2 separate regions of the Homo sapiens genome follow, and region 2 is linked to region 1. A link is a loop called in an ENCODE intact Hi-C map of the cell type or tissue named here. Cell type or tissue: endothelial cell of umbilical vein. All regions are shown on one strand.

Region 1 (8,000 bases):
GATAGCATTGGGAGATATACCTAATGCTAGATGATGAGTTAGTGGGTGCAGTGCACCAGCATGGCACATGTATACATATGTAACTAACCTGCACAATGTGCACATGTACCCTAAAACTTAAATTATAATAATAAAAAAGAAAAGAAAAAAAAAAAGCTCTATGAACAAGTATAGAGGCTTTCTGGTCTCCAGACTTAAAATGATACCTCTTATAGTCATCTCTCAGTCTGAGATGTCCAGAAATGGGTATCTTAGAGTGACCCACAGTTGTTACCAAAAATCTCAATTCAACCATCACATGTATTCTCAGAAATGCCAGATTCATCTGCTTGGCTAGCACAGATTTATTCTTGGATATAGACTGCTATAGGGAAATGTTGTGATGTCTGAAATAACAACACTCTCGCCTTGATACTTTCCCCAGAAAACATTTCTTTTGCTCACTCTCTTGGAACATTTTCCCTGGGGAAATCTATAAGTCAAGCATAACAGGTTATGACATATCCATGTCAATGGGTAACTGAATACATTTTAGGAATAAATTGTCATTACCTATCATGCCTTAATGTTCATGTAAATCAAAGAAACTACTTTCCACTTAAAACACACAGAAACTATTATTTTTCCTTTTCTTCTCAAGAGCTATGGTGTACTACTCTGGAGTAGGAATATTACTAGAGTAGCTTGAGGATTTGTTTGTTTCTGAGAAAAATCATTACAAAGAAATGGGCACTTATTTAAAATGTTCTTAAACACATGGAGAATATATTCAACTGCATTGTCAAAAAACTAAACCAAAACTGTAAGAGATTACAAAAAGAAATGATAAATAACTGCAAGATTAAAAAAGAAGACAACAATGACTGCAGCATGCTTAAGTTCAAAGCAAAAGAAATTTGATAATTCAAATAAATACAAATATTGATGGGAAAATACTAACTTTTTACCTTTTAATAAAAATGAGTGAATCCAGAAAATTCAAAAAAATGTGATCACTAACAAATTTAGTAAGCACCTTTCCTTCAAACAGATAGGGGAGGAAACGAAGTGACTGGATGTATGAAGTAACTAAGCCAGAAAAGTTCCTTCAAATACTACCTATTATTGAACAAGAAAAAACAGACATAAAATTCTTATTAAAATTTCACTAAAAAACAATTATCAAACATCTGCTATGGAAAGTAACTGTGCTAGATTACATGAAGCTCATGAAGATGAGAAGGACTTATCTAAAAGCTCTCATGATTTATACATCCTTAAATAACAAAAGGTAGCCCCTGAAGATTTGGATTTTTACAGCTTGTTAAAGTGGTTAAACTATGTATATTTTTTATGTCTATATTACATACATATCTTATACATTGCAGAATAAAATCCCCAAAGCTTATTCATTTACAAAGCAAAAAATAAGATTATTGAGAATGGGTGGGAGGGGAGTCAATCTAAAACCTTTGCTAAAGGCAAATGCTGAATAGCTGAATGCTTTCCAATCAAACTTTTAAAAAATTCAAAAGGCATGATAACTGTTTTTTCAAATGTGGTTTCCTTCTTTTTCTCTACAAAGAAAATATCTTTTCAAATTCTTTATCCTGTAATCTTTTATTCCCCCTAAGGGTTTAAATAATACCATGTAGCCCTATACTGGCTTAAATTATCAGACCCTGCCATTTATCCTAAACTTAGATGAACTAGAGAGGATTACTTCAAAAGGAGTTTTTATATAAAAATGTCATAGAGGACTTCCTATAAAATACTTCAAAGACCACAAGTAAAAGTATGTTACTGTCCTATAATTCACATAGAATCTCAAGAATCCCAGAGTCAAAACAATCTTATAAAAGAAAAGCAAATTGATGTCTCACATTTCCTGATTTCAAAACTTACTAGAAAGCTACCATAATCAAAACAGTGTGGTACTGTACTGCATAAGAACAGACATATAGACCAAAGGAATAAAATAGAGCCCAGAAATAAAACATTATGCTATGAGAAATAAGCCAATGGCCAAATTATTTTTCAACAAGAATGCCAAGACCATTTAATGGGTAAAGGAAGTCTTTTCAACAAATGGCTTTGGGATATCCACATGCAAAAGAATAAACTTGGATCCTTATGTTATACAATATACAAAAATTAATTCAAAGTGCATCAAAGATCTACATATAGGAGCCCAAACTATAAAACTCTTAGAAGAAAACATAGGGAAAAAATTTCATGCCATTAGATTTGGAAATTTCTTAGACCACCAAAGCAAAAACAGATAAATTGGACTTCATCAAAATTAACAAAGGGCACTATCAAAGTCTGCCAAAGGACATAATCAACAGAGTAAAAGGCAAGCCACAGAATGGGAGAAAATATTTGCAAATCACATATCTAATAAGCAATTGACATTCAGATATATAGAGAACTCCTATAACCCAATAACAAAAAACATCCCAATTAAAAAATAGGTAAAGGACTTGAATAGATATTTCTCCATCAAAGATAAACAGATGGCCAATAAGCACACGAAAAGATATTCAAAATCACTAATCCATTAGGAAAATGCAAATCAAAATTACAGTGAGATACCACTTCACACCTATTTGGATGACTATTATCAAAAAAAAACCCAAAACAAGGTAACAAATGTTGTCAAGGATATGGAGAAATTAGAATGCCTGCACTTTCCTCGTGGGAATGTAAAATGGTGCAGCCACTGTGGAAAATAGTATAGTGGCTCCTCAAAAAAGTAAACATAAAAGTATCATATGATCCAGCAATTGAGCTGGGTGCTGGTCTACCTGGCCTGTAGTCCCAACTAAGTGGAAGGCTGAAGCAAGATGATCCATTGGAGCCAAGGAGTTCAAGGCCAGCCTGGGCAACATTGAACTTGTCTCTTAAACAATAAAACAAAACCCATCTGGGTAAGTATACCCATATGATAACTATACCCATATGATCTAGCAATTGCACTTCTGGGTATATACCCAAAAGAACTGAAAGCAGGGACTTCAATGGATATTTGTACACCCATGTTCATAGCAGTATTATTCACAATAGGCAAATAGTGGAAACAATCCAAATGTCCATTGACTGATGGATAAACAAAATGTGGTATATACACAAAATGGAATATTGCTCAGCCTTGAAAGGAAATGGAATATTATTCAGTCTTAAAAAGGAAGGCAATTCTAACTCATGCTACAAGATGGATGGACCTTGACAACACTATTCTTGGTGGAATAAGCCAGACACAAAAGGACGAATATTGTATGATTACACTTATATGAGGTATCTAGAATAAATTCACAGAGACAGAAAATAGAATGGGGAGCTACTATTTAATGGATACAGAGTTTCAGTTTGGGAAGATTTAAAAGTGCTGGGGATGAATGGCAGTGATGTTAGCACAACAATGTGAATGTTGTTAATGCCACTGTACTTTATACCTAAAAATGGTTAAAATGCTTATGTTATATATATATTTTACCACAACTAAAAAAAGTGAAGCATGTGACTGAGGCTATAAAGGAATAAGAAAATAAAACTTTTTATCTCCTTTAATTTTGTTTGAATTTCCAAACCCAATTTTAAATTAAGAGTTCATATATGCATTCTTTGTCTTCCAAAATTTGACAGTACTGTGTTTTACAATCTGTCCTTGTCATAAAGGGTTTGTAGGTATATGGGATTATGTACGTATATATAACAATGATCAGTTCTCGTGTGTGCCTAAAACACCTGAATTCTACATTTGCAACCCAAATAAATGATAGCTTTGAGAAAACACTCCATTTTTGTATGTGTATCTACATTTCTAAATCTACCTTTGAAGTAATCAGAAATGGAAAGTTTACATTTCTCTACTCAAAAGTTGATGGGAGAGGTCCAAAAGGCAGTTGACTACTCAGATCTGGGGCTTACAAGAGAAAATGAGACTAGGAAAAGACGTTTAGGAGTCTTCAGACATAGGAGTATTATTTTGTACCACTTTCTGGTATGCTTATTGTTTGTATACTTGTCTCTTTCTCCATAATAGATTATACACTCTTAAAAGGCAATGAAACACCTCACTCAGCTATTTGTTCCATGCAGCATTAGCACATCATTTTTAACAGAACAGGTAGGTCTTCAATAAATTTTTTAAAAATTGAACTGAATTGAGTCCTAGACAGAGAACCCTCAAGTCTTTCTCCAGCTGGTCTACCTAGATGTGAAATTTATGAATTTCCTCTAAATCTTGGCTAATCATTTTGGTTCATTTGCAAATGGAAGGTCAGAGGTTTGCGACTAGGCCATAATGCCTATATTTCAGTCTCCATTTTACTATATGAGCATCATTCAATAAATAATACAAATGAGATTTTTTTTGTTGTTGTTCATTTGGCACCATACTCTCCTTGCATACCTACCCCACTGAGGATCATGGCATAGAGATTCACAGCCAAAAATAAGGCAGGAGGTCAAGGAAGGCTCCTTATGCAGGAAGGATATTCCCTCCTTCCCTTTTGGGAACACTTCAACTAACCCTATTTTAGTTTGGCTGCTTTGCCTCATTTCTAAAAAAAATTCATTACACTCCATAGCCCTTCCCTTGATGCCCTAGTTAATTAAGTTTACATAATTTCCTACTGATTAGTTTTGAACAGCTTGTTCTGGATTTTCTCTCCTTTAATTTTCTGTCTTTACTGACTGCTTAAAATCCTCAACTATGAACTTGGGAAAGTCTATGTGTTACCACAAAGTTCTCTGTTACACATACAGAAAGAAAAGCAAATCGGCATTGTGATTCATAAAGAGATCTGGGATCAACTATTTCAGGAAACAGAAACTTTTAGGTGGAATCCAGTAACAAGCCAGAAATAATAAACACCAGGAAGACACAAGTTATATTCTTTCACACACAAAAATGAACTATGGTCCAGTCGTTTACTTATATTTCACGTTTACTGAGATCCTATGGGATTCTTTCTCTGTGCTTTGGAACTCAGAGGATTAATAAAAAGAATTATTAATATGTATTTAAAATTATTGTTCAAACTGATTTATATCCTCCTCAAATAAAATTCTGAACTGACATTTTGTCTGCATTTTGGGGCCATAAATGAATAGCTTACAAGGTAATTTAAAAATCTACCCATTTTGGCCATTTTTGTGGCTAATGTAAATTGCGACATAACCAGTGAAAGTTTCTAATAATGGAAATAGTGAAAATTAACAGGTCAGCTGTGCCACAATCTGGTCCATCTGCTACATATAGACAGCCTCAGAGGACAATGAAGAAGAAAAGTGAACCCAAAACGTCAACACCAATATCCTAAGGCCTTTCATGATCCAAGAAATGGCAATTGGCTGTGAAATTATTCTGAGACCTGCTTTTCCCAAAAATTCTTTCATTTTCTTGGTACTTTAGGGACAGTAGAACAATTTATTTTCAAAAATAAATTGAATTTTTTATTTTTATAAATACCAAAATTCTTATGACTGTTCAAAATTTCACACAAATTCTTTCTTGCTCACATTAACTCTACAAAACAAAGGTAAGGGTCCCCATACGCCACTAGCTCATATCGGAACACAGAGGGGAAAAGTTGAGTTTAAAGGTTGCAGCAAATCTCCTTCAAAAACACTCTATCTGCTAATCGAGAATAAGTCTGCACTGGCAAAACCAAACTAATATATTTTTAAATGTATTCTCAAATGACTTTTCTGGTGGTGAGATACTCTCCACCCCATATATTGAACTATGCTAGGTCAGCCAGTATTCTTGCTATGTGACAATCAGTCCTCCTCCCTGGAGAGACCAGGTGTTTGATTTCTGGTGATTTTGTCCATAATTGACAGCCAAATATGCTGTTTTGTACAAATTGCATTCAGTATTCTTTCATTTCTATTGAAGACTCCCTTGTTTTATATGCCAAGAAATTCTATGAGACAGGAAGTTCCTTTAAAATTTGTTTTAAAAAATCAGTTTCCACAAACAGTCTGAAGATATTTTTTTAACTCAGACATACATAATCATTTCCTAAAAGCATAGCTGAAGGTCATATTACACAGTGATGAGATGTCAAGGAAAGGAATACATACATTTCAATTTGCAAGCTCACAAATAAATGTTGGTACTTAGAGGAAAAAAATCACAGGCTTGGGAATGAAAGATAAGATATGAAACACTAGCTAATTGGCTAATTCACAAGGATAGCTTCTCCTTGGAACAAGCATAATTCCTATTATGATAAGCACTTTGCAGGTGTACTGAAGGAAGAAGAGATAAAGTTTGCCAATTAAGTCAGTGTTTTCCCAAGTGAATTCTGACTCCAACAATGGTACCAAAGGAGTGTGATGCAATTATGAACCTAAATTTCACAGGATTTTGTGCTGAAAATACTCTGTACGTGATTCACTGAAAGTGCTCATAATTCATGACAAGCTTCTCAAACACTTTCTGATTATATGCCTTAAAAGACAGATTAAAATGCCCTTCTTTTACCTTTGGACCTCAGTGGTCATATATAAATATCACAGGATATTTCATGTGATTTTTAGAAAGTGAAAAGAGAACTGGAAATATGCAAATATCCTACTCTCTTTGGTATGCTAGGAAGAAGATGAAGACATGTAATCTCACAGGACAAATCTATATGGTCCCATTTCTTCTAAATGCATCCACTAAAGCAAGAAAATTTATTTGATAAACTCCTCTTAAAATATTTAAAACAAGGATCAAGATTAGATTTCATTTTCTCATGCCAGTCTTGCATGGTTACTAATTGTAATATTTTAATGCTATGTGTTTAAATTTGGAGGACAGAATTGCTGTCCATTCATAGTCTGGAACAATTGTTTCTAACCTCTGTGATCCTGCTCAAGCTTCACTACTGGCTGATATACACCTAGCCGAGCTTCAACTGAACCCAGGATTTTTTCCCCCACTGCTTTTATTTCATTGTTCTTGAATGTCTTACTGCTTTTACTGTTATTGATGTTAGAAGTTACAATGCCTTGCTGTTTAATGCATTTGTTGTTTGTGTTAACCATTCAAGACGCTGAGATAAAAGTGGACTTGGAATAAAACGGGACACATGGGATCAAACTATGGAAATAATAAAACATTCAAAAACAATGATAAAAGCAAACAGAGAAAAGACATAAAGACATACACAGTTTAAAAGCCATTGTGTGTTAAATCAGTGGTTCATTCAGTTCAATATCTTCTTTCTGTCAGCAGCACCAGGGTAAGTTTTGTAGTAAAGCTTGTCATTTGTACTGTTTGATCTTATCCTCAAAAGGCTTGAAAGGTATCCTGAACATACCTACCTTTCATTAATAATACATTAAGGATGTGGTCATAACCTAGTCTTGGACCTGTCAGTTTTTCCATCCAGTAAATTATTTTTATCTTAATTATTAAAATGAATAATTCCATTATTTGTCTTAAAACAATAGGGAATCTAGTTCCAACTCTGCCACTGACTGGCTATTTGACCTTGGGCAATGTTTAATAACCTCTGTATCTGAATGTCCCACCTATATAATGAGGCGGCTAATCTCAAATTTTATGTTTTGACTACCAAATTTCAAGAAGATGATAACACACCTATCTTTACATTATACATACCCCCTGTTTTGCAAGCTGTAAACTTCTTCTCCCTTTGTTTTCTCTAGCCTTCAAAGAATCAATCTCTCATGGTAGAAAGAGACCGCAGAAATCACCTAATACAACCCATGGGATGCCTGAATCACCATTACAGAATTCCCCACTACCAGTCATCTTGCTCCTGTTTGGATACTATTATTGTTGGAGAGTTTTATGAACTCCCGAGGCAGCCCACTTTATTTTCAACTAATGCCAACTGTTAGAAATTCTTCTGATATGAATTCAGATATAAATGTTGATATAAATCTATCTCCTTGCAACTTCCTGGTTCTTCCCTCTGGGGCAACACAGCACAGACTTAAACCTTTTTTGTATATTATCCACATGATAGACCTTCTAATACTGGAGGAAGCTGTCA
Region 2 (8,000 bases), 78 kb after region 1:
GGTGAATTGTAGGACATGTGAATTATGTCTCAAGAAAGTTATTTTTAAAAGAAAAAGAAAAATAGGTACTTCACTAAAAAAACTAATAAATATAAAAAGATACTCAATATCATTAGGCATCAGATTAGCACCAAAGTGAGATACCATCATACATCTATCAGCTAAAATATAAAAGATGGATAATAACATGTGTTGGTGAGGAGACAGTACAGCATACACACACTGTTGATAAAAAGAAAAGCTGGCCAGGCACGGTGGCTCACACTGTAATCCCAACACTTTGGGAGGCCAAGGCAGGCAGATCCCAAGGTCGGGAGATCAAGACCATCCTGGCCAACACGGTGAAACCCCGTCTCTACTAAAAATACAAAAATTAGCTGGGCATGGTGGCACGTGCCTGTAGTCCCAGCTACTCAGGAGGCTGAGGCACAAGAATTGCTTGAACCCAGGAGGCAGAGGTTGCAGTGGGCCGAGATCACACCACTGCATTCCAGCCTGGTGACAGAGCGAGACTCTGTCTCAAAAAAGAAAAAAAGAAGAAAAGCTGTATAGTCACTCTGGAAACTTATTTGTTATTATCTATTAAAGCTGAATATAAGCATACCATATGATGTAGAAACTCCATTCCTTTATCAAAAAAAGGGTTGAATTCTTTTATTCACTAATTTAATTCCTCCCCAAATATATATATACATTTTTTGCGAGACAAAGTCTCGCTCTGTCACCTAGGCTGGAATGCAATGGCACCATCTCGGCTCACTGCAACCTCCACCTCCCAGGTTCAAGCGATTCTCCTGCCTCAGCCTCCCGAGTAGCTGGGAATACAGGCACCCATCACCACGCCTGTCTAATTTTTGTATTTTTAATAGAGACGGGATTTCACCAACGTTGGCCAGGCTGGTCTTGAACTCCTGACCTCAAGTGATCCGCCCGCCTCAGCCTTCCAAAGTGCTGGGATTACAGGTGTGAGCCAACACGCCTGGCTCCTCCCCAAACATATTTTTTGAGTGACCACTGACTAGGTGCAATAAGGAATATAATGAAATATGCAAGAAGTTCTCCAGAGGAAAGCAGGAAAAAAAGAGCTGATAGTCATGAAAAACAGCACAGTGTCACAAAAGTTGAACCACTGAGGCAAGGTTCAAAGCCTTAAGTGTATTGAAAAAGACTAATATTTAGTCTCAGTGAACTGAGGTCAGTCAACTACTTGCCCAATAGTGAAAAATAAAAAATGACATATAATTTTTTTTTTGAGACAGAGTCTCGCTCTGTCACCCAGACAGGAGTGCAGTGGCATGATCTCGGCTCACTGCAACCTCTGCTTCCCAGGTTCAGGTGATTCTCCTGCCTCAGCCTCCCTAGTAGCTGGGACTACAAGCAGGCGCCACCACGCCCAACCAACTGTTGTATTTTTAGTAGAGACGGGGTTTCACCATATTGGCCAGGCTGGCCTCAAACTCCTGATCTCAAGTGATCCACCCACCTCAGCCTCCCAAAGTGCTGGGATTACAGGCGTGGGCCACCTTGCCCAGCCCGTATAAATAATTTTAACTATAAATAGAGGCCAAAGATTGTGCTTTAAAAAGTAAGGCAAAGTTGAGGATTTTTTAGTAGCTTTTAGTATTCTAAACATCCCTTAAAACATGTGAGTCCAATGTTTGAGGTTCACACATTTGACTTTTTTATGTGTTTCCAGGAACATATATATGATCTAAGAAAGTTGAGGAATACCTATTAGACCCAGATAGGCTTCTGTTGCTTATGAACATAAATCTCATCTCTACCCTGTCATTTGGAAGTATGAAAATAGGATTTGATATGCATCTTGACTTACACCCATTATATGTTTGGTGCTGTAATACACATCAGGAATGTATCTTTTTAATTGTCTCTTCTACTCTAGTACCAGCTACTTGGAAAACTGAGGCAGGAGGACTGCTCCAGCTCAAGAGTTCATGACCAGCCTGAGCAACATAGAGAGATTTTGTCCCAAAATATATATATATAAAAATGCAAAAATAAACTGCCCCTTCTAGATACATAAGAAACTAGTTAACAGTAGTTTTTCTGAACAGGCAAGCTGGGAATTGGAGGTCAGGGATGAGACAAAGATCAGTTTTTCATACTACATCCTTTCTCTCTGTCATTAAAAATAGGTCAACCTTCTCAAATAAAAAAGGCATTATGATTACAAGCTACATATCATATTAAATACATACAATAATTTTTACCTGTATTATTTTATGAGAGCTAAAATCCAGACACCTTCAGATATGTTTAATTCCTACTTCTCTAGAGGAAGCCTCCTTTCTTCATGAAAAGTAAAGCATACTTTATGTCAATGAACACTTATCTTCAAAAATTTTATCCAATGTCCAAATGTTCAAGAGTAATCAATCAGTATCAATGCAGGCAATATTCTATATTTGTAATCTACCTGTGAGGTCCTCTCACATTAGGAACTGGACCTTCAGACTGCTCTTTAAATAACTTTGGGTCATGTGATTATATGAAAAGCCTAATAGATGTCTAAATTATTAGTACCACTGTAGTATCCTACAGGTAGTAGTATTCACATAATACTTCATATAATTCATAATGACGACTTAAAAAGTCCTAAGCAGGTAAATCACACTATCAAGCAATTAATTGTTCAATGTGCTAAAACAGAAATTTCTAAATGTGTTGTGTGAAAAACAACTATTGCTAAGTCATTTATATCATAAACTGTAAATAAAAAATACCACTAGCTCTATGGTATGCAAATGTACAATCTGATTTCACTTTAAGTTTGTCTCACTTCCTTTCTTCACTAGACTCCAAATAAGAAAATGAAAGAGTACAATTCAGGAGATGAAAGAAAAGGAAAATCCAGGAAATTCAATCAGATCTACATGACTCATGTTGTGTCAACTGCAAATTTCTGATTTCAAACTTAAAAAAAAAGAAACTTCAAGGACCCTTCAAATTATGTTCAAGTCATATGCCTGATGAGACAATTGAATCACATTACTGGACTACATTTTTTCCCCTTGATTCAATCTCTTGCTGCCACAAATATGTTTGTTCAGTGTAAATGGAGTGATAAAGATTGACCTTTCTAGTTGAGCATCTGGCGGAACTGGATTTTAAATAGTATGCTTAGGATTTTACTTCACTTGATTTAAGGCAAAAGAAGTGACATAAAAGTCCATGGATAATAGATCCATATATCTAATTTTAATTCTAGGAATTTTAGAGCCTCTGTCTCACCCTCTTTGACAAATTCAGCATCTCACACCAGGATGAGGTATAACCACAAGAGAAACATTAAACTACTACTGTGAGAACTTAGTAGCAGTTCTACTTTTAAGAATTGTTCCCATCTATTTTCTGTTCTAAAGAAAGGAGAAAAAATAGAACAGAAGGGAGAAAAAAATTGTTGTGACCTTAAGCCCTGTCTAGTACCTTGACTCATTCCAATGTCTTTTCACTGATTTTCTATCCAATAGCACCAAAATAATAAGACTTCCAGTTCCTTCTTTCTTTTGTACCTCATAACCTGACAAATAAAACAGTCTTGGAAACTGTTCTGGATATTTAAGACCACATATATTTTCAGCTTTTTGTAAAATTTTTACTCTTCCTAATATTTGTCACCTTATCCTAATTACTGTATACTCATGACCCAACCCATTACTAAAATTATAAACATAGAAGATTATGTGCAACTGCTGAGAAATTACATACTCAAAGCAGCCCTCAAAAACAAATTTCCATGAATACCTAATGTAAAGAAGAGCCTACATTTACGAAATTTCTTTTAGACCTGCTACCTGATTTCCATTCAATGCTAGCATGTGATCAAGAGCTAATTTGCATAGCTGATAGGAAGCTGAGTCCAGTCATTTATTCACAGCAGGCATAGTGCTAGAAGCTAAGGATGCAGAGATAAAAGACTCAGTCAGACTCTTCATTCAAAGACCTCAAAGTCTAGTGGAAGAAAGAGCCACACATACCTACAATCACAATATCATGGGCAAGTATCATGGCAGGAGTATGCCCAGCATGGCATAGGAAGACAAAAAAAATGAGCACCTAACTCAAGTCTGAAAAGACTGGGAAAATCTTCTCAGACAATGTAGCACTAGAACCAAGCCTAGAGAGATCCTTAGGAGGAACAGGGATGGGAGCAGAGGAACAGGGCATTCTATTCAGAGGAAAAAGACACACATGTTCTGTTTGGGATGATGAAAACATTCTGGAAATAGAGAGTGGTGTTTGTTACACAAATCTCTATTGGTGTACCTAATGTCACTGAATTATACACTTAAAATGATAAATTTTATGTGTATTTTACCATACACACACGTTTGGGAGGGTAGAAACACCACATAAGGTATCTGTGGAGGAGACTGAGTGGCAAGAGAAAGGACTGAGATGCAACAGGGCTAGACCATAAAGGGCTTTGTATTCCATGGTAAAGGAGTACGGAGGCTAAACCAGGGTGGAAGAAAGACTGGAAGGGGCAGGAATGATTAGGAGGCTACTGATATCTCCAGATGAGAAATTAAGGTCTAAATTCTGAGAGGCAGTGAGACAAAAGGAATGAATTGACTTCCAAGACAGCAAGAAAGAAGAATGAAGGGATCTTGGAGCCTAAAGTTAAGGAACAAGAGGAGTTTAAGATGCCTCTCAGGTTTTGTGCTTGAGCAATCAAGCAGATGACACTGCCAAGTCACCTAGAGAATGAAAATAGGAGAAGCATCAGGTTGGATCAGGAAGCATTGGTAATTCTTGCTTTGATCTGCCAAGTTTGAAAGCTTGTGGACAAAGGATAAAGATTAGCAGTTAGAGGAGTTGCTTCATTTCTTAAGTGGATCTGTGGACTTTGTGCTGCTTCAAGGCCCAGGCAACAAATAGCAGCTGAGATTTAAGGAGGAAGCCATTTTTCATACCTTTAAATAGAATCCAGCACTATCACCCAGACAATCAGGGGCTATGACAGGCTCAGGGGGTAGCTTCTCTCGCAAGGTCCCGAGGTTCTCAGTAGTACCTTCAGTGAGGCTCCTCAAGTGGCAGCATCTATCATCAAGGGTGAGCCAAAGATGAATAAGTAGCATGGCTGACCCTTCACGGTAGCCACTGCTGACATTTAGTTCTCATAGAAATAACTGGGGAAGTGCCAGGCACAGTGGCTCACGCCCATAATCCCAGCACTTTGGGAGGCTGAGGTGGGCAGATCACTTGAGGTCAGGAGTTTGAGGCCAGCCTGGCCAACATGGTTAAACCCTGTCTCTACTAAAAATACAAAAATTAGCTGGGCGTGGTGCCACTTGCACCTGTAGTCCCAGCTACTCAGGAGGCTGAGGCAGGAGAATCACTTGAACCCGGGAAGCAGAGGTTGCAGTGAGCCGAGATGGCGCCACTGCACCCAGCCTGGGCAACAGAGTGAGACTCCATCTCAAAAAATAAATAAATAAATAACTGGGAAAGTTTTGCAGGATAGAACAGAACCTGAAAGGTGGGGAGGAGAGGGACGGATAAGTTGTAATCATTTTGAAATGCAAATGGAACCTCTTGTATGATTCCAGATTACTAAAGCCTACAGCTTACCAGTTTATAAACATTTTAGCAAAAGCAAAACATTGCTCATACTGTTTGTATACTGCTTTATTGTAATTAACAATATGGTGAGCATCTTCCTGTATTATAACATTCTTCTATAACTTCATGTTTAAAGCTAAATAGTATCTGATTATATATCATGATTTATTCAACCACCTATTGTTGGATGCTTAAGTTTGAAGAAAGCTTTTCAAGCTAATTTTAAAAATTAAGCCCATCATTCTAAGTAATCCTAATTCCATTTTTATGGTGACAACTAGCAATATCTTAGTATTTTATTTGATGATTCCTTGTCTATAAAATTCCCTTTAGATTTTTGTTTAAATCATTTTTAAAACCTATATAACCAGCTAAAAGAATGCATAGCAACTTACTAGCCCTTTCATAAGAAGGAAGTAAATTGCTCACTTGTTGGGGATGCATTAATTTTATCAAGCCACTAGTGTACCATATTGTACAAGAGAGGAGGCAGGTAATTCACTAAATAGCACCCTCGTGGCACAAAAGAGTAAATACATCTCCAATAAGTGAACCATGTGCTCTCTGTCAGCAGGATCAGCATATTATTTTATATCTCCTTTCCCATCCCATGGATGCTTACTGGTCCCTCCTTGAGTTAACAATAAATGTAGACAGAGATGCCTCCATCTGTGCTCATGTTGTTCCTTCCACCCATGTCCCACAGCTCCCTCAATTTCTATTCCCAACCAACTCCTACTTATTCAAAAAAGTTCAACTGCTGCTTCCTCCAGAAAGTCTTCTCTAACCATGCTCATCTTGAGTCAAGTGGTCCCAAAGTGTCCTGCCTGCACCTCTGAGTATAGAATATAGTTTACTAAAATGGTAATTTTATATTCACCCACCAAATCATAAGCCTCTTTAGGATACCTCATAGCTTCATTAAATAATTGCTGAGAAGGAATGCTGTGATTCAAAGAGTGCCACAAAGTTTTACCTGCCTTCTTCACCTGTAATATTAATATCTGCAAGCAACTGGGCAACATGCTTAACTATTAAGGTTATGTATAATTTTCCAATAAAATACAATAATTTGACACATGCTCAATGTGTAATCATTGTTGTGATGCATGGTATTTAAACATGATTTGTATAAATTACTACCATTGGTAGTTTTCAGGAATGTAGTGGGATGGCATATGGTGACCAACTTCTCCCTCTCACAGATATGCAGCTGACCTCATCTACCTCTGTTCTACATCTTTCCAAATGTTCCAAGTTCCAAAACAGCCCCTTACTATACCGTATCTTCCTCTCCTTCCACAAACTCTCCACTAAAATGACTATTTTCACAGGAAATTGAATTCAGCTGAGACTTTTATCTCTACTTTTGTACTGAACTGCCATCTTTATGAGCCTTATGTTCTGTCATCCCTTCTTGGGATTTTTAGGTAGAGGTATTTCCTTGAAAGGTTATAAGAAACTCAGACTTCCCTCTTTTCCTTGTCTTTTCCTTGTCTCTCCTAGTGCCCTAGGCTGGAGTACAATGGCACAATCTTGGCTCACTGCAACCTCCACTTCCCAGGTTCAAGCGATTCTCCTGCCTCAGCCTCCTGAGAAGCTGGGATTACAGGCGTGTGTCACCACACTCGGCTAATTTTTGTATTTTTAGTACAGATGGGGTTTTCACCATGTTGGTCAGGCTGGTCTCAAACTCCTGACCTTGTGATCCACTCGCCTCAGCCTCCCAAAGTGCTGGGATTACAGGTGTGAGCCACCGTGCCAGGCCTTTTTTTTTTTTTTTTTTAAGACAGATCAGGTCTCACTATTTTGCCCAGGCTGGTCTCAAACTCCTAAGCTCAAGCAATTCTCCCACATCGGTTTCCCCAGTGGATGGGACTACAGGTCCACGCCACCACACCTGGCTTATTTAACTCTTTGTCTTTATATTAATATTTACATTACTTTGCCTAACACTGCATTTCCTCCCTTTGCTAGCTTTCTTTCATTATAATTTGCCAATTTTGTATTTCTATTGGCTCTAAAGTCATGTTTTTTCCTGCCTCCAGGCTGAAAATTTAATGTTCTCTTTGTCTTAAAACTCCCATGTCGGCCGGGCGCGGTGACTCACGCCTGTGATCCCAGCACTTTGGGAGGCCAAGGCAGGCAGATCACCTGAGGTCAGGAGTTTGAGACCAGCCTGACCAACATGGAGAAACTCCGACTCTACTAAAAATACAAAATTAGCCAGGCGTGGTGGCGCATGCCTGTAATACCAGCTACTTGGGAAGCTGAGGCAGGAGAATTGCTTGAACCTGGGAGGCAGAGGTTGCGGTGAGCCAAGATCGGGCCACTGTACTCCAGCATGGGCAACGAGAGCGAAACTCCGTCTCAAAAAAAAAAAAAAAAAAAAAACAAGGCTGGGCGCGGTGGCT

Evidence for each region. A loop is a pair of places that touch in the nucleus more often than their neighbours do. Peaks named below come from ENCODE experiments on the same cell type or tissue, not always from the same donor. Only the 100,000 strongest peaks of a DNase experiment are listed, where the experiment ranks them.
Region 2: it touches region 1 in a loop (4-fold over the local background); 2 of 110 quality-filtered maps call a loop at or near these places.

What each region holds. Positions count from the first base shown.
Region 1 is chr15:44,076,645-44,084,644 of GRCh38, forward strand. All of the region lies in intron 1 of FRMD5 (FERM domain containing 5), which reads right to left. Among named protein-coding and RNA genes, the nearest start is that of FRMD5, 110 kb to the right of the region's middle. In endothelial cell of umbilical vein, no CTCF peak of the experiment used is centred here; DNase peaks (open chromatin) are centred at 4,787, 6,187, 7,117, 7,737 and 1 weaker place; H3K27ac peaks cover 3,292 bases.
Region 2 is chr15:44,154,910-44,162,909 of GRCh38, forward strand. The region is part of intron 1 of FRMD5 (FERM domain containing 5); the gene reads right to left. Among named protein-coding and RNA genes, the nearest start is that of FRMD5, 36 kb to the right of the region's middle. In endothelial cell of umbilical vein, no CTCF peak of the experiment used is centred here; a DNase peak (open chromatin) is centred at 3,002; H3K27ac peaks cover 2,061 bases.